Regions from separate parts of the Homo sapiens genome. Here region 2 is linked to region 1. The links are chromatin loops, found by intact Hi-C in ENCODE. Cell type or tissue: heart left ventricle. All regions are shown on one strand. Links, peaks and the distances in the headings refer to the core of each region. The heading gives the core; the rest is flanking DNA.

Evidence for each region. Hi-C counts contacts between places; a loop is a spot of excess contacts. Peaks named below come from ENCODE experiments on the same cell type or tissue, not always from the same donor. Only the 100,000 strongest peaks of a DNase experiment are listed, where the experiment ranks them.
Region 2: a loop joins it to region 1, with 10 times the contacts of the local background. A loop is called at or near these places in 2 of 110 quality-filtered maps.

What each region holds. Positions count from the first base shown.
Region 1 is chr13:105,267,123-105,278,341 of GRCh38, forward strand. No RefSeq gene overlaps it. Among named protein-coding and RNA genes, the nearest start is that of DAOA, 190 kb to the right of the region's middle. RefSeq lists a silencer at 7,239-7,416. In heart left ventricle, for the core only: no CTCF peak of the experiment used is centred there; a DNase peak (open chromatin) is centred at 6,409.
Region 2 is chr13:105,319,279-105,330,497 of GRCh38, forward strand. No RefSeq gene overlaps it. Among named protein-coding and RNA genes, the nearest start is that of DAOA, 140 kb to the right of the region's middle. In heart left ventricle, for the core only: no CTCF peak of the experiment used is centred there; no DNase peak of the experiment used is centred there.

The DNA.
Region 1 (11,219 bases), core at 1,987-9,986:
TGCCCCAAAGGGAAGAGTACAGGAACCCGTGCCCACGCGAGTCCCTTTCAGACCCAGGCTAGATTCCTGCCAGCACTGCTGGCCCTGGATGGTCCCAGCCACTGGAAGGGGTACTTAGAATCTTCTGAACAGGGTATTCTAAAGTGGATCTAAAGTTGCTACTAGAATTGATATATGCCTACCTCCAAATTTAGTTTCACTGTCAGTGGGTTTCTAATTTTTTAAATAGCAGAGGCTTTAAAATAAAATCTTACATAAGCCTAAATAGAGAAAGCAGCTAATAGAAAAAAACGTCTGCTTGAAGCATGAGTGAGGCCTAAGATATCACTCACATGTCCAACCTCTTGGCACCTCCATCGTTCGGTGGCAGCTCCCAGGACATTGGCAAAACACCCTGCAAAACACCTTCTGACTGAACGGGGCGGTTGTATTCCATCCCTGCTCAGAGCTCTTTGGAAGAATCAATGAGATTGATATAATTTGATCACCATCAGTCTTTTCTCTCCAGTTTGCAAGCTACCCTGGTTTCCTGTTTCATTCTATTGACCCTCACTCAGCTATCCCTAGGGAATGGACCTCACAGTATCTTACATCTTTAGTTTTATAATCTAACATACATATTCAGTAAATTAAACAATGCAAACAAACACAAAAGTTATGATCAGGGAAAATAAAGCAAAAATAAATTAATTGGTCCTGATACACTGATTCAGTGCTATAGCAGTTTCCTCTCTTACTGGGTATTTCATAATCCCTACCCCTTTGATTTGTACCATGACTGACTTTTCTTAGATTTTAATTTTATTAGGAAATGTCAATGCCTAACAAAATTTAAGTGATTAATGTGTAAATGAAATTATTCTATTTATAACATTTTGTATTCTGTGGTCAGAACATTCTCAAACATATTTTATGTTAGCTGTGGCTTTTATCAGATAGTTCCCTGACTTTAAAACTTTCAATAAGTATTAACCACCAAATGTCATCCAGATTCCTTATCAAACTTTCAAGGTTCACTGCAATTCAATCTCTAGCTGCCTTTGAATCTTCGCCAACAATTCTAATGGACCAACTGCTAATATCACTTATTAGACCATTTTTATGTGCCAATCACTTAGGTAAATAAATATGTTCATTGTTTAGATGTATTTATGTATAGATACATATGCTGTATATACAATATAGATATTGTATATATTTGTGTACGTGTGTGTATATAAAACTGAGGTTTAGAAAACAAATAATTTTACCTAATGACACAAAATCACTGATTGTAAAGTGTAAGTTGATTTCAACTGAAAGGTGTTGCCATTTCTATTAAAGAAGTGAAACATTACCTGCCTCTTTATACCATCTCATGTGTTTATTCACCCCAAATACATTTTCAGCACTTCCTTTCTTCTTCCCTCATTCTCTGTTTCTGACTTCTCTCCATCCCCCTTCCTTCTTTTCTTCCGTTTCTTTGTTTTTGAGAAATTACCGTTATAATTCTGAGCATTGGACTCAATCTAGAGGAGCAATTGACATATAAAAATATTATATATGTATGTGCATATGGGTGTGTATATAATGCACTTATTGACCAGCGAAGTTCAGTGCAGGTGCTGGGAGTTTTACAGGAAAGATAAAACTTGACAGCAGTTAATTGCTGTACACTATCTGTTGCACAAGGAACTTGCATACTATGTTAACATAGTATGCAAAGATTTTATACCCTGAACAGGTAGACATAGATTGATTGATTGATTTATATAGATTACGTAGATGTGCATTAAGCATTAGTTATACCCATATACTTAGGTATATATCAGATATATGTTATACATAGTTATGTATACATTTCTATTATATTATATATAATCTATATTGTATTATAATTATATTTTATGTTGATATGGTTTGGCTGTGTCCCCACCCAAATCTCATCTTGAATTGTAGCTTCCATAATTCCCATGTGTTATGGGAGGGACCCAGCGGAAGGTAATTGAATCATGGGGGTGGTTTCCCCCATACTGTTCTCATGGTAGTGAATAAGTCTCAAGAGATTGGGTGGCTTTATAAGGAGAAAACCCTTCCTCTTGGCTGTCATTCTCTCTCTTGCCAGCTGCCAAAATAAGACATGCCTTCCACCTTCTACCATGATTGTGAGGCCTCCCCAGCCACATAGAAATGTAAGTTCATTAAACCTCTTTTTCTTCATAAATTCCCCAGTTTCAGGTATGTCTTTATCAGCAATGTGAAAATGGTCTAATACAGTAAATTGGTACCTGGAGAGCTGGGTGCTGCTGTAAAGATACCCCAAAATGTGGAAGTAACTTTGGAATGGGTAACAGGCAGAGGTTGGTACAGTTTGGAGAGCTAAGAAGAGGATAGAAAGATGTGAGAAAGTTTGGAACTTCCTAGAGACTTGTTGAATGGCTTTGACCAAAATGCTGATAGTGATATGGACAATGAAATCCAGGCTGAGGTGGTCTCAGATGGAGATGAGAAACTTATTGGGAACTGGAGTAAAGGTGACTCTTGCTATGTTTTAGCAAAGAAACTGGCGGCATTTCACCCCTGCCCTAGGGATTTGTGGAACTTTGAACTTGAGAGAGATTATTTAGGATATCTGGCGGAAGAAATTTCTAAGCAGCACAGCATTCAAGATATGATTTAGGTGATGCTAAAAGCATTTGGTTTTAAAAGGAAAACAGCATAAAAATTCAGAAAATTTGCAGCCTGATGATGTGATAGAAAAGGAAAATCTATTTTCTGAGGAGAAATTCAAGCCCGCTGAAGTAATGTGCATAAGTAATGAGGAGCTGAATGTCAATCCCCAAGACAATGGGAAAAGTGTCTCCAGGACATGTCAGAGATGTTTGCAGCAGTGCCTCCCATCACAGACCCAGAGGCCTAGGAGGAAGAAATGGTCTCATGGGCTGGGCCTAGGGACCCCTGCCATGTGCAGCCTAGGGACTTGGTGCCCTGCATCCCAGCCACTCTAGCCATGGCTAAAAGGGGCCAAGGTACAGCTCAGGTTGTGGCTTCAGAGGGTGGAAGCCCCAAGCCTTGGCAGCTTCCACATGGTGTTGAGCCTGCGAGTGCACAGAAGTGAAGAGTTAAGGTTTGGGAACCTCTGCCTAGATTACAGAGGAAGTATGAAAATGCCTGGATGTCCAGTCAGAAGTTTCCTGCAGGGACAGGGCCCTCATGGAGAACCTTTGCCAGGGCAGTGTGGAAGGGAAATATGGGGTTGGAGCCTCACACAGAGTCCCCACTGGGGCATTGCCTAGTGGAGCTGTGAAAAGAGGGTCACTGTACTCCAGACCCCAGAATAGTAGATCCATCAACAGCTTTCACAGTGCACCTGGAAAAGCCACAGACACCCAGTGCTAGCTAGCCCATGAAGGCAGCTGGGCACAGGGGCTGTACCCTGTAAAGCCACAGGGTCGGAGCTGCCCAAGACAATGTGAGCCCACCTCTCACAACAGCGTGACCTGGATGTGATACATGGAGTCAAAAGAGATCATTTCAGAGCTTTAAGATTTGGCTGTCCTGCTGGAGTTCAGACTTGCATGGGCCTTGTAGCTCTTTTGTTTTGGGCAATTTCTCCCATTTGGAACGGCTGTATTTATCCAATGCCCATACCCCCATTGTATCTAGGAAGTAACTAAGTGGCTTTTGATTTTATAGGCTCAAAGATAAAAGGGATTTGCCTTGTCTTGGATGAGACTTTGAACTTTGAGTTAATGCTGAAATGCGTTAAGACTTCGGGGTACTGTTGGGAAGGCATGATTGGGTTTGAAATGTGAGGACTTGAGATTTGGGAGGGGGCAGGAGTGGAATTATATGGTTTAACTGTTTCCCCACCCAATCTTATCTTGAATTGTAGCTTCCATAATCCCCACAAGTTGTGGGAGGAACCCAGTGGAAGGTAATTGAATCACAGGGATGTTTTCTCCCATACTTTTCTCGTGGTAGTGAATAAATCTCATGAGATCTGATGGTTTTATAAGAGGAAAACCCTTTTGCTTGGCTCTCATTCTCTCTCTTGCCTGCTGCCATGTGAGATGTACCTTTAACTTTCCACCATGATTGTGAGGCCTCCCCAGCCATATAAAACTGTGAGTCCCTTAAAGCTCTCTTTCTTTATAAATTACCCAGTTTGGGGTATGTATTTTTCAGCTACATGAAAACGGGCTAATACATAATTATATAATGATTCATGAAAAGCATATAATTTATCATATATTGTATTACACACCTAGTTCAAATGTAATATAACATATATTGCATATAATGAAAGTTGTATTATATGCTGTATTCTATAGAGCCTATATAACATATATCATAAAAGTTGTGTTATATGCTATATACTAAATAGCCTACATAATGTATGAAATATATAATATATTAGAGTATTCACTAGGACTAGATGGTGAGATCTTGACTCACATGCCAAAGTGTTGGTTCCTCACCCCAAATGTGATGCACAGCCATAGCTGCAATACAGCCCCCTCCTCTGTCATGTTCCTGCATCATGACCTGCTGTAAGCTTCTGTGGTTGTCATTGTATTGCACCACAATAAGTCAATTGCCTTTTAATTCACTATATTTTCTTTGCTTTATTTTCTTTAAATTTGGCTTATGTATCCCTTGCCTCGTGAATTCAATTATGATTTCCTTAAGTGCAGGTGCTATCTGTGTTTTGTATATTTCAGAGCACCTAGATACTTTAAAATAGTAGTAATTATATTTTTAACTTTTAGTTTCAGGGGTACATGTGCAGGTTTGTTTAATAGAAAAATTACATGTTGTGGGGGATTTGGCGTACATATTATTTCATCACCCAGGTAATAAGCATAGTATCTAATAGGTTATTTTTCGGTCTTCACCCTCCTCCCACCCTCCGCCCTCAAGTATGCCATGGTGTCTATTGGTCCCTTCTTTGTGTCCATGTGTACTCAATGTTCAGCTCCCACTTGTAAATGAGAACATGCAGTGTTCGGTTTTCTGTTACTGCATTAGTATTCTTAGAATAATGTTGTCCAGCTCTATCCATGTTGCTGCAAAGAACATAATATCGTTAATTTTTATGGTCACAGAGTATCCCATGGTGTATATGTATGAAATTTTCTTTATCCAGTCTACTATTTATGGGCATTTACGTTGATTCCATGTCTTTGCTATTATGAACAGTGTGGTGAAGAACATATGCATGTGCCTTTATGTTATATACTACATTTCTGTGGGTATATGCCCAATAAAGGGATTGCTGGGTTGAGTGGTAGTTCTCTTTTAAGTTCTTTGAGAAATCTCCAAACTGCTTTCCACAGTGGCTGAACTAATTTATATTCCCACCAGCGGTATATAAGCATTCTCTTTAATCTGTAGCTTCACCAGTATCTGTTTTTTTTTTTTTTTTTTTGACTTTTTGATATAGCCATTGTGACCAGTGTGCATATCTATGATTTTTATTTGCATTTCTATAATGATTAGTGATGTTAAGCATTTTTTAATATGCTTGTTGGCTGCATATATATTGTATTAGCCCATTCTCACACTGCTACCTAAGACTGGGTAATTTATGAAGAAAAGAGGTTTAATTGACTCACAGTTCTGCAGGCTGTACGGGACGCATGGCTGAGAAGCCTCAGAAACTTACTATCATGGCGGAAGGAGAAGGGGAAGCAAACATGCCTTACCATGGCCGAGCAGGAAGAAGAGAGAGTGAAAGGGGAAGTGCTGCACACTTTAAAACAACCAGATCTTGTGAGCACTCGTTCACTATTACAAGAACAGCAAAGGGGAAGTCTTCTCCCATGATTCAATCACCTCCCACCAGGCTCCTCACTTAACATGTGAGTTGGGTTTGGTGCTCACTTGGGTTTGGGGTAGCTGCTCTGCTGCCTTAAGCCGGGGGCTCAGCCTTGTGAAGAGTAGTGGGTGGGGGAAGAAAGACTATTCTCTGCTCTGCATGGCAGCTGTGGAGTGCTGGAGGTGCCAGCGATGCAACCAAGCCCTTTGTTCTTTCCCCAGCCCGAAGGCAGGAAGGGTAATACCACTGCAGCTGCAATGGGAGAGGGCTGTTGGTTGTCTGTGGAATTTCCTCCCCAGAGTAACACGGAGCCACCACCGACTGAAGGGTTCAGTCAGGGACAGGATGGTTGGGCTGGGGACCAGGTTGAGAGTCCCTGCCTAGTGAGGAGTAACAGGGGCAGGGACCTATGTGGAAAACACTGTGGCCACTATTGTGTAAGGCAGCTGCACAGTGCTGGAGGCCTGTGTTAGTCCTTAAGCTCTTCCTCCCTCCTTAGCCTGAGGGCAGCAGAGGCAGGAGCTGCAGAACATAACAATGGTGGGCCTCCCTGCCGCCTCTGGGAGCTCCATCTCAGGGAAGTGCAGAGCTGCTGCCAGCCCGAGAGCTCGGGTGGGTCTGGGGTGGCTTAGGTCCCTGGTTGGGAGGCCCTACCCAGTGAGAAGTAGCAGGGGAAAGGACCCATGTGGAAAACAGTCTGGCAGCTTTTGCATAAAACAGCTGTGCTGTGCTGGGGTCTGAATTAGTCCTTAATCACTTCACTGTCTCCCAAGCCTGAGGGCAGCAGGTGTGGTGGTGGGGGGGTTGTTGGGGGGTGCTGTAGAGCAGCAAAACTGGTGGGCCCGTGTGCGAGTGCTGGGAGCTCCATCCCAGGGAAGTACAGGGCTGCTACTGGCCCAAGAGCTCAGGCAGGGCTGGGTTGGCCATGCTAGGGTCCCAGGCCACTTGGCTTTGTCCTGTACTGTGCAGTACAGGCAAGGCCTGCAGTCCATCTGCTCTTCAGCCCCATAGATTCAGCTCCTATTCTGACAGCGTGTAAGGGAGTCTGGCCTCCCCTGTTGCCAGCGCTTCAGTTGCTGGTGCTGGGGTGTCCAGCTGTCCAAGTTCCCTAAGGCTAGGCATGTGCCTGCACAGTGGCTCTGCCCAGACTCCATGTCACTCTCTGTGTCAGTCTGGAAGCCCTGGTGGGGATGGGAAGGGATGATCACAGGGAATTGCCTGAGCCCAGAGTTGCAAAGGTCTGTGGCAAAAGTGTGGTCCTCGGGGGCTTTCATTCACTCACCGTTCCACACAGTGGGGAGCCTCCTCTTTAGTCCCAATCCTGTCTGGTCTTGCTCTTCTTTGTTCTCTGTGGGTCACATTGTTTCCTGGATGCATCCCAAAGTGTCCTCCTGGACCATCCAGGTCAGGAGCTAATGTATACTCACCACTGTTTCTCCTCCCCATGAGAATGGCAGACATCAGCTTCTAGTCAGCCATCATGGCACTAGAAAATATTTCCTGGCTTCCAGGGATCCTGCTGCCTTAGTTATGGATGGATCTCCCAATACCTTCCAGTCCCAGAATCACAGAGTCTGCAGTAGAGTCACCTAGGGTCTCCAGGAGCAGAGGGCACGGAGCGGTGAAGACAGGATGTGGAGCTCTGTCTGAAGAAAGAGACAAAGGCCCTGCCAGATCCCAGTAATTATTTTTTAATGTAATTTTATCATAATACTTTTTCTAATTTGTTCTACTTTATTTGTATATAAAATGTACTTAAAATGCTATTTTTCATTAATAAAATCATAAAATGTTTTATGTATTACCAAAATTTATATTCCAATTTTTCAAATTGGGAATAATGTCCTTGAATTTTTACCATTTAAGTCTAGCAAAGTTTTATATCATTATTGTATGAATATACACTATATAAATAACATAAACATATTATATATAAGTATATTGCATGTATGTACATGTAAATATATCGATCTAGTATATATGTAGATTTATTGAATATGTGCATATGCATTTGTGTATGTGTGTAATGGTTACGGGGATTACCAGGTTCAAGATCTATGATATAGTAAATATCAGTATGTAAATTTTTAAGAGTCTTACTATACCCGTTCATAGTATTTACACACATACACATGCACACAGCCTGCAAGAAGAGGTGCTAATCATCTTAAAGCATATTGCAGCATTTTTCAAACCAGACTCATACATTATTATCTCCGCTTCCTGATTTAAAGCCTGGCTTACAATTTTATGTATCACACATCTATTTGGATCATAATATATAGAAGACTGTTTTATGAAATGATGTTTATAAACTCTTTGGGTATGAACTTATAATTACGTCCAGATATCAAGTATTTTGACCGAAAATATAACTCCTTTGGTGGAATCTAATCAAATTGGTCCAATTAATGACTCAGTACTTCGTACTTTTTAGATGTTTAAGTGTTCGTTAGCACAAGTTAAATTTTTAAATATAATTTTTTCACACAGAAGTGTTCCTTTTTAACTAATATTTTGTACTGAGTTTTGGGATATTGTTAAATGGATTTTGTTAAAATTTCTTTGTCACTGTTTTTCAAAAACAAATGTCTCCCAGACATTCTATGTTCATGGATTGAACGACTTAACATTGTTAAGATGTCAATACTACCTACCGGTATCTGTAGATTTCATCCAATCCCTTTCAAATTTCCAATGGCATTTTTTACAGAAATAGATAAATCCATTCCCAAATATGTATAGAATCTCAAGAAATCCCAAATAGCAAAAACAATTCTGAAAAGGAAAACATAGCTGAAAAACTCACACTTTCTGATTTAAAAATGTACTAGTCTTACAACAATCAAAACAGTGTGGTACTGACCTAAAGACAGAGACCAGTGGAAAGAAATAGAGAGTCCAGAAGTAAATCCTCAAAAATATGTGCAGGTGATTTTTAATAAGGGTGTTAAAACTATTCAATGGGGGAAAAAAGTCTTTTTTAAAAAATGGTGCTAGGAAAACTAAATATCCACATGCAAAAGAATCAAGTTGGACCCTTACCTAATACTATGTAAAACATGATGTAGTATTTAAATAAAAATGAATTCAGTATCTAAACAGAGACCAGAAATTATAAAACTCTTAAAACAAAACACAGGACAAAACTTCACAATATTGAGCTAGCAATAAGTTCTTGGCTAGGACACCAAAGACACAGGCAACAAAGTAAAAAATAGACAAAATGCATTTTATAGAAAGTAAAAGAAAATAAAAATAGATCTTCAAAGGACACAGTCAACAGAATCAAAATGCAGCTCACAGAATAGGAGAAAATATTTGCACATCATATATCTAATGAGGGATTAATATTCAGAATATAAAGAGAACTCCTAAAGCAACAACAGCAAAACACACAACCCAACTTAAAAACAGGCAGACAGCACAATTTAAAAAAAAAGACTTAAATAGAGATTTCCCCAAAGAAGATATACAAATGGCCAATAAGCCCATGAAAGGATGTTCATCTCTAGTCATTAGGGAAATGCAAATCAAAACTATCATGAAATACCAATTCCCACTCTTAAATACCATTTCAGGCAAAATTGGTCATCTTACTGCTTTAAGTGCATTTATCTGATGCTAACATTATTCTTTTTAAGAGACAAATATCTTTATCAAATAATATATAAAATGTTTCATTTCTTCTATCACTGAAGATGTTTGCATACAATGCAAAATAAATAAATGCTGGCCTCTTGCAAGTATGAAAGGAACTCAGTATACAGCACGTGCTGTTGGTAGAACACCCCTGGCTTTCGCTATTTTGTCATGAACTCTGCTAAGAACCACTTACCCTAGTCAAGGTCTCAGATTGCTCCTGTAGTTTGGCAGAGAGTCCAATTGATGGTGTAAGTTGAAGAGCTCTTCTAATACACACTTTCTTTGTTTGTGGTTCTAAAAAGAGTTGAGCTCAGTACGGAAAGCTCATTACATTCACTATAAACAAGCAGCCTTGTTCTAAGATATTCCTGCTGGGTAATCATCATTGTGAATATATGTACATCTAAGTTCTTGGTTAGCTTTTTTTCCACACCCACCCCCTCCCCAAGGGGTGCCATTTGGTATGTATTAAAATTCTGTCTTCTTGAACATTATTGACAGTCAGTTATAATGATTTCACCAGAGGTGATATGTGCCTTATTCAAAAATAAAAATCTTAAATTCCAAGAACTTCAATGATACTAAGGGGTCCGGCATTCCCAGTGAATCAAAAAATTTGGTTTTCAGATATTAAGTAAGTATGGAAAACTCACATATGCTTAGAAGTTATGGCACAGATTGAAAATAAGGAAAAAAATTGGAGGGCTAGGGGCAGTGGCTCATGCCTGTAATCCCAGAGCTTCAGGAGGCTGAGGCAGGAGGACTGCTTGAGACCAGAAGTTTGAGACCAGCCAGGCAACACAGTGAGACCATGTCTCTATAAGAAATAAACCAAAGTAGCCAGATATGGTGGCCTGGGTGTGCTGTAGTCCTAGCTACTAGATTGCAGTGAGCCCTGGAGTTCAAGGTTACCGTGAGCTGTGATCATGCCACTGCACTCCAGTCTGGGAGACAGAGGGAGACTCTGCCTCAAAAGAAAAAAAGAAAAAAAAAAGATTGGAAATATAGGTAGAACTCACTTGCTTATGGAACTGTATTATCCAATTATAGGGTGGTTAACAATATGTGGCCCTCAAGTGTCTGTATACACATATACATATGTGTCTAATGTTGCATATATTATTGCTAACATATTATACTACACAGTATATATCTAGAAGTTACATGATATTATAACTATAAATAAAATGTCAAATCTAAATTTTATTTTCAGACTATCTTAATAAGTTTAGCATTTGGGAACATATTAGAATCATCTCCGTATGTGAGAAATGGGGAGTAAAGTTTTCAGCACAGCATACATTAGCTCAGGATGAAAATCTTACCTGATTGCAAGTGATTGTCAGAGATTAATATGTTTTAAGTTTCACAGGGAGGACACCCCAATAATCACAGATGCTTCTTGGACAGTTCAGCCATGTCTTAAAGTGACGTGCAGAGCTCTCTGAGTTCAAATCTATAAAAATGTTCTCTTGTCTTATCTAGTTCAGTCTATACTTTTGTACAGATCTAAGGTATTTATTTTTTTGTCGTTAATGTAATAATGTATATTATGCTGAAATAATACCTAAGTAGGTTATAGATACTGAACACTTAACAAAGTGACAAAGTGTTTACTTATTATGAATTTTGTTATTTGTGTTTTTTTGAACTAGTCTATCTATTTTTAAAAGCACAGATGTCCAAACATTATAGTTAGTTGTTTAAATACCTTGTATCTCATTTGATTGTAAGCAAAGCAGGGCTATGAATGAAAGAGAAATACTTAAATTTG
Region 2 (11,219 bases), core at 1,591-9,590, 52 kb after region 1:
AACCTCAAGTGTTTTAACCTGAAGAAATGCTCCTTCAGAATGTTCCTTGAACCACTGGATTGATTGAATTAATATTTCCCCCTGCTTTGCCATCCATTCAATATGTTAAAACTTTTGTGCCAGAGGTATTAGACATACTCATTTTCTCAAAACTATGCTATTTCTCATTAATTTATTTTCTTCATATGTATATTCATTAGGAGAGGCACTCCAGGAGAGGAGAAATTATTCTTTAAATATACACAGAATTTCAGGGAATACATTAGAAAAAAACGCTTTATTTTGGTCTTAAAGGAAAAGAAGTTAAGCTTTAACTTCAGTTAATTGAAGGAAGAATAAAATAAGATTAATTGCATATGGATTTTCTAGGAATGTGAAAGGATTGATTGATGATAGAATTGACATTGAAAACATCAGCAAATCTGGTTTGCTACTTGGCACTAGATGAACAGAACTCTCAGTGAGAGATCAGAGCAGTATCCAGGGAATGGGACCTCAGAATGGATACTGACGCAAGTCATTTCCAGAATTATTTAGTAAAAGACAGGATTAAAGGCATCAACTTTCAGGTTTTCATTTAACCTAAAGATCTATGTTTTTCAAGATCTGGTAATATTGTAGTGAAACCCAACCAAGTAACTAACTGCGATGGAAAGGTTCGGCCACTGCCAACTGGCCATGAAGAGGGCCCATGTGCAGGCAAGGAGATAGCTTTTTTCTTTTCATTGTATGAAATCGTACACCTCAGGTCATCTGAATGACATTTTTTATGACTGCTGAATATAGAAATGAGGTAATACAGGAGCTTCCCCTGGAGAGCTGAGTTATGGATTATTCTATCCGAGAATTAGGCAGGCCTTTACTTAAAAGCATTGCTCCAGCTTAATGTCAACAAGACTTCATTACTTCTCCTGCTGGTACTAGAAAAATACTGCTACTGCTGAGGGTTTATACACGTTTTTGTTATAGACCCAATTTCCTGGGGTCGATTTGTCTTAGCAGACATTTTAAGTTACAAATGGTATCTACTCTCAATGTACCTAAGTTGTCAGATCAACTAAAATGGTGTTTTACAAAATAGTGCATCATTATTTTTTTAAGTCCATTAAAATAACAATAAAGATTTCACTGAACAGTCCTGGAGCAGGGGCAGTTATGTTCTTCTTAAGTACTAGCTTTTATTTATCAAGTGAGAAGTGTTCTGATATGTGCCCAGCGTGCTAGTCAAAAAAGAGTTGGGCTGAACACAGGTAGCTTGAGCCTGTAATCCCAGCAACTTGGGAGGCTGAAGTAGGAGAATGGCTTGAACCCAGGTGTTCAAGACCAGTGTGAGCCTTATAGATAGATTCCAGTCTCTAAGAGAAAAAAAAAAATGAAAGAAAAATTAACTGGGCATGATGGCATGAGCCTGTAGTCCCAGCTGTTACTGGAGAGGCTGAGATGGGAGGATCATTGACCCCGGCGTTTGAGGCTGCTGGGAGTATGATCATGCCACTGCACTCAGCCACGGCAACAGAGCAAGACCCTGTCTCTAAAAAAAGAAGAAGAACATTTTTTTTAAGGTAGGATTATTTATAGAAAGTTACTAAAAAATTTAGTATCATGATAATTTGTTACATTTAGAGAAGGAATTCTTATGACTCAATTTTGACAATTCATGACATTCAATCAGTAACATTTATTAAAAAAACTAGTATTTTGAGCAAGGAAAAAAATTTCACCAATTTTTTAAAACTGATTCCTTAAGAATTACCGTAACTCTTGCAGTAACGGCATTTGTTTCTAAAAGCAGAAAATCTTTATTTTAGTTAATATAAGTAAAGCAACCACAACAGTAAACTTTGCTTTTAAAATATATTTAATAAAGATTTTCAACATAAGTATCCTTTAGGGTAGAAAACTAAAATCTAGTACAGAAGATATAATTAGGGAATTGATTTTAACAGAGGATCCAAATAAAACTTGGGAATAGAAATAAACAATATTTCCCTTGTTTGAACTGATACCCCAATTATTACAGATTGTTTTCCTGTATGAAAACATTACATGTGCTCCATAAATATATACAACTATTATGTACCCATAATAATTAAAAATAAAATAAATTTAAAAATCATGCACTTCATTGACATGGAGAACACTTAAAATGCCAGGGGCCATTTCAGGGAAATTGGAATTTAGCCATTGGTAAGTTCAGACACGACTATCACATGCATAGCCCTCTGGCAATATTTATTAGCTTAATGAAATTAGACACTTGAGTGTTAGTGAGAAACTTCCTAGTCAAATTATATTATTGTTATGTAAATATATTCTTAATTGGATCCATCTTTTAATAATGAGGTCATTATAATAAAATATCAATATGAGTCAATGATAATTAACCATCTGTATTAAAGTAGAATGGATTGACTTTCATTAGACATCACTTTTTTCACAGGATGTAGTGGGCTAGGAACAGAGGTGACTCTGCCATAATTCTCCAATATTCCTCCCTAACATTGCCCTACCCTTCCTAATGTAGGTTTTATTTCTTCCAGCAATGTTTGCTAGGGTAAGCGTGCAAAATAGGAGCAGCTCTTCATACTTCTGTACAGAAAAGACCAACACACTTCTGAACATTGATGCAGCTCATGAAGAAAAATATATTAAAGTTAGTTCTATAGATGAGGAACTGGCAATTTTCCGTGAGACTCAGAAAAATTCCTAAATTCTAAAAGCTAAAAAAAATATGGAGACAAGATGCAAGGAAGTCTAATCGCAGATTCTTTCTTCCTCTGCTATTCATATTGAATTCTGTACAAGCCATACCAAGGGAATACACACCGTGAATATTAATGGTTATCTTAATAAAAGGTCTAACATTAGTGGTAGCAGCTCTAATAATAGCTGTCTTCTTCAGACCCTAACATACGCCCTGCCTTGCTTAGCTCAATTCCAATAATCACAGCAGCTGTACAAGATGGCCTGAAAATCTTGCAATTTACAGAAGAGGGTAACTGGGACTCACAGACACAAGACCAAACTGTCAAGTTCACAATGTTCCGAGTTGCCTTTCTCGGCCTTTGGAATCTAAAGCTCGTGTTTCTACCACCACAGCATAACTTTTGAAGAAATGAATTCATGTTGTTGTCAATTAAACTGTTTCCATAGTATTTTTTCTTGTTTATTTCCATCTTTTTAATGGCTAATTGTTGAATGCTATCTAGGTAAGCAGTCAAATAATTCAATACAATTTCTTTATTAATACCCACAACTCCATAGGGCCAATTTAGCTAATTTAGTTTTGGGAACACACAAACCAGATTAAATATTTACAATTCAACTAGCATCTTGGTTATTGATTAATAAGTACTACATCACAGACTGCTTATCAAATCACAAGTAGAATAATCTGCATGACTGACATTTGGGACCAGGTAATTTTTTGTTGTTGTTGTGGGAGCTGTCTTGTGTATTGTAGGATGTTTAGCAGGATCCCTGTCTTCAACCAACCAGATGGTAGGAGCACCCAGTATCACCCCAGCTGAGAACATCGGTACTACATATTATAGTCCTGTGACAGGAATATTAGAATTTATAATAGTGTCTTAATTCAGGCTGCTATAATAAAATACCATAGACTGCGTGGCTTCTAAACAACACAAATTTCTTCCTCACAGTTCTGCAGGCTGAAAGTTCATGATTACGCACTGGCAGATTCAGTGTCTGGTGAGGACTGGCTTCCTGATTCACAGACGGTTTCTTTCTGCTGTGGGTCTTTACATGGTGAAGAAGTAAGGATGCTCTCTGGGGCCTCTTTTTATAAGGGCACTAATTCCATTAATGAGGGCTCCATCCTCATGAGTGATCATCTCCCAATGGCCTCACCTGCAAACATTATTACATTGGAGATTAGGTTTCAATACATGAATTTTGGGGGAACGTGTACACTCATTCTAGAATAAACTACTTAGTTTCTCTATCTTCTAGTTAGGACTAGGATTTCCTGGAGTTTGTCATTCTCTCTTTAGTACCTTGCACTGGCAATATTTCTACTGCTGTCACTAAGTTATGCTTACTAAGGTAAAAGTCGGTCTCTCTTTCTTGGTTCTGCTGGTCAAAATGAGTCCATGTTTTTGAAAGGTAGAACTCATTGTTAAGACCGTATCTCATTTATCTTTCTTATCGTCCTAGGTTTAACCCAATACTTTGTAAAGAGTGAATGTTTGATACATTTTTTTGTTGTTGTTAGTGGTGACAAATTTACCTACATAGATGTGTATGATCTGATTGGGAACACTTGAGAAATAAGACATAAACTTTTAAGCAACCAATAAAATCAAGATACAGTTAAAACTGCAAAGTGCTTCTTAAAGAAAAATTACCTCTAAATGTTTTGTGTTTTAAGGAATTGGTGTACTGATCCTTCACATTTTTAAGTGGAAATCTTTTATTCTTGCTTAGAAAACAATAAGTCATAACACAAAGAGAGGACATGATGAAAAATCATATATGACCATGCACAGTCAAATATATATGTTTAAAATACCAATTATCTCACCATTTTTGAAGTCAATGGTTTTCTACTTGAGTCAATAGTTTTCCATTTATTCTCCAATTCTGTTCAATAGTAAACGGCTAAAATGGACCTTATTTGAGTTGCCTGGCAGAGGGACACTCATCTTAAATGTAGATAAGATACTCAATTTTCCATTCTGGGCACTATTATCAAATCTGTATTATTTTTTAAATGTAATTTGAGTTTGCCATGGTTTATGCAGTCTCATTGTCCTTCCTAGCTTCTCTCCATGGATAACCCAACTTCATCTATCATTTCTGCAATCACAAACCAGGCTGCAGCAGCTACTTCTAAGCATACCACTTTCACTTTTCACACTTCTCTTGGAGTTGCCTATAGCTGATATGTGTAACTAACTACTTAACTTCCATTTCTAGACATGGAAATTAGCTTCTGGACTGGATCCAAGTGAGTCAAATTATTTTTTAGACCCTCATTAAGACTGAGTTGAATGAGATTAACAAGAAAAAAGTTTACTAGTTTTTTCTTTCATCCTAATGAAAATTTTTTTGTAAGTATAAAAATGGTGAACAATACCAGTTGGAATAAAACTTGAAATGTCATCTGTAGGTTGATGGAAAACTCACAGCAAATTTATAAATGTAGTTGTAATTATATAATTAAGTAGTTATGCTTTGCACTAAAGATCAATCTCTTGATCATTTTTTTGAGATTACCATGAGCTATTTTACATTTTACAACTCAATAATAAAGATGAAGTAGCTAAAGAATACACATTATATCTTATCTTGAAACAGGGAGACTGTTTCTACTTATCAGAACTAGAAGTTCACGGCCTAAAGAAAATATTTATGTGCTAAGCACACACAGAGAGAGATACCCAAATTTAATTTAAATACTTGGCAAATACCAAGAATCACTGTCTGATAGACACTTCATAGGTTTCACAGTCTGCTCAATGTCTTTCTTCTATATTTTCAGATTGAGCCCAGCAAAAAAAGTTTCCAATAGGCATATACAGTATTCTACAATATTTTTTCATTTATTAAAAATAGCAGGGAATATCTGGGAACTGTCTCATGGTAGCAAATTCTTGCTGATATTGAGGGGGGAAAATCCATTTTTGGTTTTGTGGTTTGCAAAAAGAAAAAAAAGACATAATTTGATTTAACATACTTATTGTATCTATGCCCTTATTTTATTTTATTTTTTGCCTTACGAATTTTTTTCTATATAGTTTCTCTTTCTCCCATAAATGAAACAAAGTTGGCATCACTAAACATTTTAAATAACTGGAAAAATCACAATTTAGGTATGGTTACAATCATGTTTTAGAGGTTTTCCAAATATTATACCTAAAAATGATATTTAGATTAGATTTTATCTGTTTTAAAAATGAAATTACAATATAGCACCTACGTTTAAATGCTTAAGCCCACCAACATGGTCATATGTATGGTGCAGGTTAATATTTTTTTATGTGTACCTCAGAATATAATTCCTCCTGTCATCTCTATGCACATACCTGAACTGCTAGCAAATGGGTCATTTATTAGGAAATGTGTAACACTGCAGTTTTTTTTAAATATATATAGGTTAGCCTTATATATATTGGTCATGAAAAACTGGTACAGGTTGAACACTAATACCTCACATGTGCGCCATGGACTATTAAACATCAAAACATCCAGCAAGGCTGGTGTTTGTTGGCTGGGCACGTGATCTTCTCTTGCACATTCCTGAGGGAGCCCGAATCGATCTCACTGTGATGACAAAGGATTAAAGACAGCTTTAGATTTAAGCTTGGAGTGATACTTTTCTCCATTTATTGACAAATCCTTTGAGCAGTTTTTAGATCTCTTGGTCTTAACATTTTGACACAAAATATTCTATTGTTTTATTTTTAGCCTTTCAAATTATTTGCATTCAAGATGACCCTGAGATTGTGAAGCAAGTCGATAAAACACAGAGACTATTGTTGACTATTTACATATGGAAACCAAGAGAGATGTTTTCCATTTTATACAACCAAAACGAAAGATGAAGAGATTTAAATCTTTGGAAAAATACTCAACGCAGAGGCATAGCTAAGGTTAACAGCTTGGGAAATATGACAGGGGTAGGGTCTGGGGAAGTATCGAACAGAAAAAAAAAAAAGAACCACAATATAAAGAATATATAGATAATGTCAAAAAAATTTTAAAATATATGCCATGGTTAAGGCAGTGACATTTTCTTAAATGTTATCTCTCATGTTTAGGGGAGTATTTATCATGTTGCTGAAAGGTGAACAAAAGGGTATATCAAGATTTTAACAACACAGAAAATGATATTTGTTTTGGTTTCAAAGTTACTCAAACCCCCAAATTTTACTTTTTGAAATCTAAAAAGATCTCTTGAAAAAAAAACAGAATTATATATTTTTTATTTCAAGTTCATTGAAATAGTTTCTTTAGGCATTAGTTGTCTTTAAAATAAAACAAACAAACAAAAGCAAAACCAAACAAACTCTAAGAATTTTGAAAGTGTAGTAAAGTGAGAGATTGGGCTTTAAAAATCAAATTAATTGCTACCTTAATGAGATAATAGGAAAGAGTTTAGCAAGCAAGCAGAAATGCTCTAAGGTTGCATTCATCCAATAATGTTTTCGTATTATGGTAGCAGTAACTTTAAATACATTTCAAGACTGTTAAAATGTAGGGTTTTAAATGTTACCAAATGGTAAAAAGTAGAAGTTTAGAATTTTACTGATCAAATACTTTTTGAAATGGAAAATATTGTAGAAATCAGTCTTACGGTCTCAGTTGGGAAGGGAAGACTTCTAAGTGTTTCCTCAGGGCTTCTATATCATTAGTAAAATTTAGAGGTTTAAAAATCAACCACATGCCCTGGCCGGGCTCCTTCTTTTACACAAAAGAGTTTCCACCTGCCCTCCACTTGTTTCCAGCCATGAAAGTCTAGACAAAGACTGTTTCATTCCATGTATTCTGGATTTTTCACATTTTCAATATTCAAGAGACAGAATCTTAAAATATATCATTAAGAATGATTGCCTGGAGGTTGCCATCAACTTAGGCTGAAGCTATTTAGTAGTTTGAGGTCTTTAAAATGAACACTATGAACAACAAAAAGCAGTGTTAAAAATGTCTTTGAAATCTATACCAAATAAATATTTTGATAAGCTTTCTAGGAAATTACCCAAAGGGAATAATATATACTTATTTTTTAGTTAAACTTAAAGCCTTAATGACCCCTCAAAATGAAAACTTAAAACTCTGCCCCTAACGTTTCACCTTACTCGATTAAGTTCATACGACAGGACTCGAAATATTCTAAGACTGAGCTGAGTGCAGTGGCTCACGCCTGTAGAGAGCTTGGGTCTGTTGGCAGGTGGGGGAGGAAAAACTAGGTATGATCACCTGCATTTCTAGCTATTAGGGAGCAGGTGGCAGGATCCCTGGAGTTTAGGATTTACAGGCTCCAGTGAGCTATGATAGCGCCAGTGTTCTCCAGCCAGGGCAACAGAGAGAGAACCTGTCTTTAAAGAAGGAAAAGAGAAAGAAGAAAATAAGTATTCTAAGACTAAATTACCTGAAATTGAATACCATTTTGTCTTATAAACATTGTTTTTAAAATAATTATAAAGTATAAATGCCATAGATAATGATGTAAAATAAAGGGTTAACGGTGGATTATCTATATACACAAACGTACGTCCCTTAAAAAAAGTGTAAAGACAAAGGAAAAAGATAAAACAGTATGAGAGTAATTTGATCTAGTTGAAAGATGACCAGCAATGACATTAAGTCACAAAGGAATTGAACTTGAAGGAAACAATATACATTTCTTAACAATTAGCAATTAAAGCACACAATAAAAGTGGCATCACTTTATCATCTTTCATTGTATGAAAACACTAATACCAAACATTAAGGAGTCACATAAACTATTAATAATGCACTTAAAAGAACTGAAGTGGGAGCATAAACAAAGATATCTATGGCAGCTCATTCCCGGGTGCTGGCTGATGCCTCTCATAGGGTCTACTGAAATCAATTTTAGAAAGAAATTCTTTGCTCTCTAGTATAATACATGTACTTAACCACAGGAAACCTTTTAAATAAACAGGGTGCTTATGTGTCATTATTCACACTGTGTAGCCACAATCCAGCATCAGAGAAAAGCAAAGAGCTGACAAGACATACTTATATAAAAAGAATGATATCTTGTGATGGAAGACATGATATATTCTCAAAATACATATACACCAGCTTTAAATGGGAGGCCAAGATAACGGAAAGAAAGAATGAGGTTTCGATTGAGGATGCTTAGATAAGAAAAGCGCAGAGCCCCCTTTCCTGGGTCAAGTTGCTTTTCAGTGCCAGCTCACCTTTGTCAACTTCCTAGGTCAAATGTCATGGGAAAGGAAAATAATGATCCAAATCAGTAACTTTAAATGATAGAATAAATAGAGAAAACAATTGGCTGAGAGAAAGCTGACTCGATTGTAACGTTTAGCTACTAGAGAAGATGAAAGTTCAAAGAACTTAACATGAAGTGTAAGGAGATAATAAGTTTTGCTCATTGTTAATTTGTCTCATGATTCTGTCAATGCGTACTGGTCACGTGACTTTCACAAGGAAAATGCATTATTCACCACAGCAGATCATCTTCCTCATTAAAAACCAAAGGTACAATGTGGGTTACTGTGACTTTTAGAACTTCTAAGGGCCTATACTAGAGAACTTCATAGTCAAGTTTTCTAGATCAAGTAAATAAATACATATGCATATATATATATGTTCATATTGTATACACCAAGTAAAAAAATTCATACATATGTATTCACATTCTCCTTTATATAAATTAAATATGTTCATGTATATATACATATACATCTTTGCCTTTAAATATTATTTGTGTTATTATTTTAAATACCTTTGGCATAAACTTTTGTTCAACCTTACTATTTTAAAATGAAACTACACACCCCCATCCTGGTACTTACTTTGCATTATTTTTTTCTATATTTTCTCATTAAGAAAACATGGAGAAAGAGAAGAAGGAGTCTCCCTAACTTTCCATTTTCAGGCTAATTAAATTATAGACCAGTGGGATAGCATAGAGAGCCCAGAAATAAATCCACGTGCTATTCATTTTTGACAAAGGTGCTGAGGATATACAGTGGGGACAGGACAGTCTGTAATAAATGGTGCTGGGAAAACTGGATATTCATATGCAGAAAAGTGAAACTGGATTCCCATCTTTCACCATATACAAAAAATGATTCAAAATAGATGAAAGGCTTAAATGGAAGACCTGAAACTACGAAACTACTAGAAGAAAACACTGGGGAAATGTTATGGGACACTGGTTTTGGCAAGATTTTCTGGGATAAGACATCAACAGCACAGGCAACGATTGTAAAATACACAAATTGGATTACATCAATCCAAAAAGCTTCTGCATGGCAAAGGACACAACAAAGAGACAACTCACAGAATGGGAGAAAATGTTTGTGAACTGTTTTATTTAACAAGGGATTTATAAGCAGAATGCATAAGGAATTCAAAGTGCTCAGCAGCAAAAAACAATCTAATTACAAAGTGGGCAAAAGACCTGAATAGACATTTCTCAAAAGAAGACATACAAATGGCCAACAGCTAGATGAAAAATTGCTCATTATCACCGAGTCATGGAAATGCAAACCACAACCACAGTGAGATACCATCTCACGCCAGTTAGAATGACTAGTATCAAAAAGACAAAAAATGAATACTGGTGAGGATCCTAAGAAAGGGGAACCCTTTTACACAGTTGGTGGAAATGTGAAGTACTGCAGCCATCAGGAAAAGCAGTATGGAGGTTCCTCAAAAAAAACAAAAAATAAATCTAACATAATTCATCAATCCCACTGTTGTGTATAAATTCTGAAGAAAGGAAATTAGTATTTTGAAGAGATGTATGTACTCTCTTGCAGCATTGTTCACAACTGTCAAGATATGGAATCAACCTAACTGTTCATCAATGAATCAATGGATAAAGAAAATGTGTACATATACACAATGGAATATTATTCAGCCATGAAAAGAATAAAATTCTGTCATTTGTAGCAACATGGATGAAACTGTAGGTCACTGTGCTAAGTGAAATAAGCCAGGCACAGAAAGATGAGTATCACATGTTCTCATTCTCATGTGGGTGCTAAAAAAGTGGATTTCATTGTGTTAGTCCGTTTTCACACTTCTGATAAAGACATACCCAAGACTGGGCAGTTTACGAAAGAAAGAGGTCTAATGGACTCACAATTCCACGTGGCTGGGGAGGCCTCACAATCACGGCGGAAGGTGAAAGACACCTCTTACGTGGCGGCAGACAAGAGAAGAGTGACAGCCAAGCAAAAGGGGTTTCCCCTTATAAAACCGTCAGATCTCACGAGCCTTATTCACTACCGCTGGAACAGTATGGGGGAAACCACGCCCATGATTGAATTAGCTCCCACTGAGTCCCTCCAACAACACGAGGGGATTATGGTAACTATAATTCCACATAAGATTTGGGTGGGGACATAACCATATCGCTCAGGAAGGTAGAGAGTCAAATGGTGGTTAGCAAGGGCTGAGAAAGGAATGAGGAGGGGGAGACGAAGATAAGTTGGTTAAGGGGTACAAAAATACAGGAAGATAGAAGGAACAAG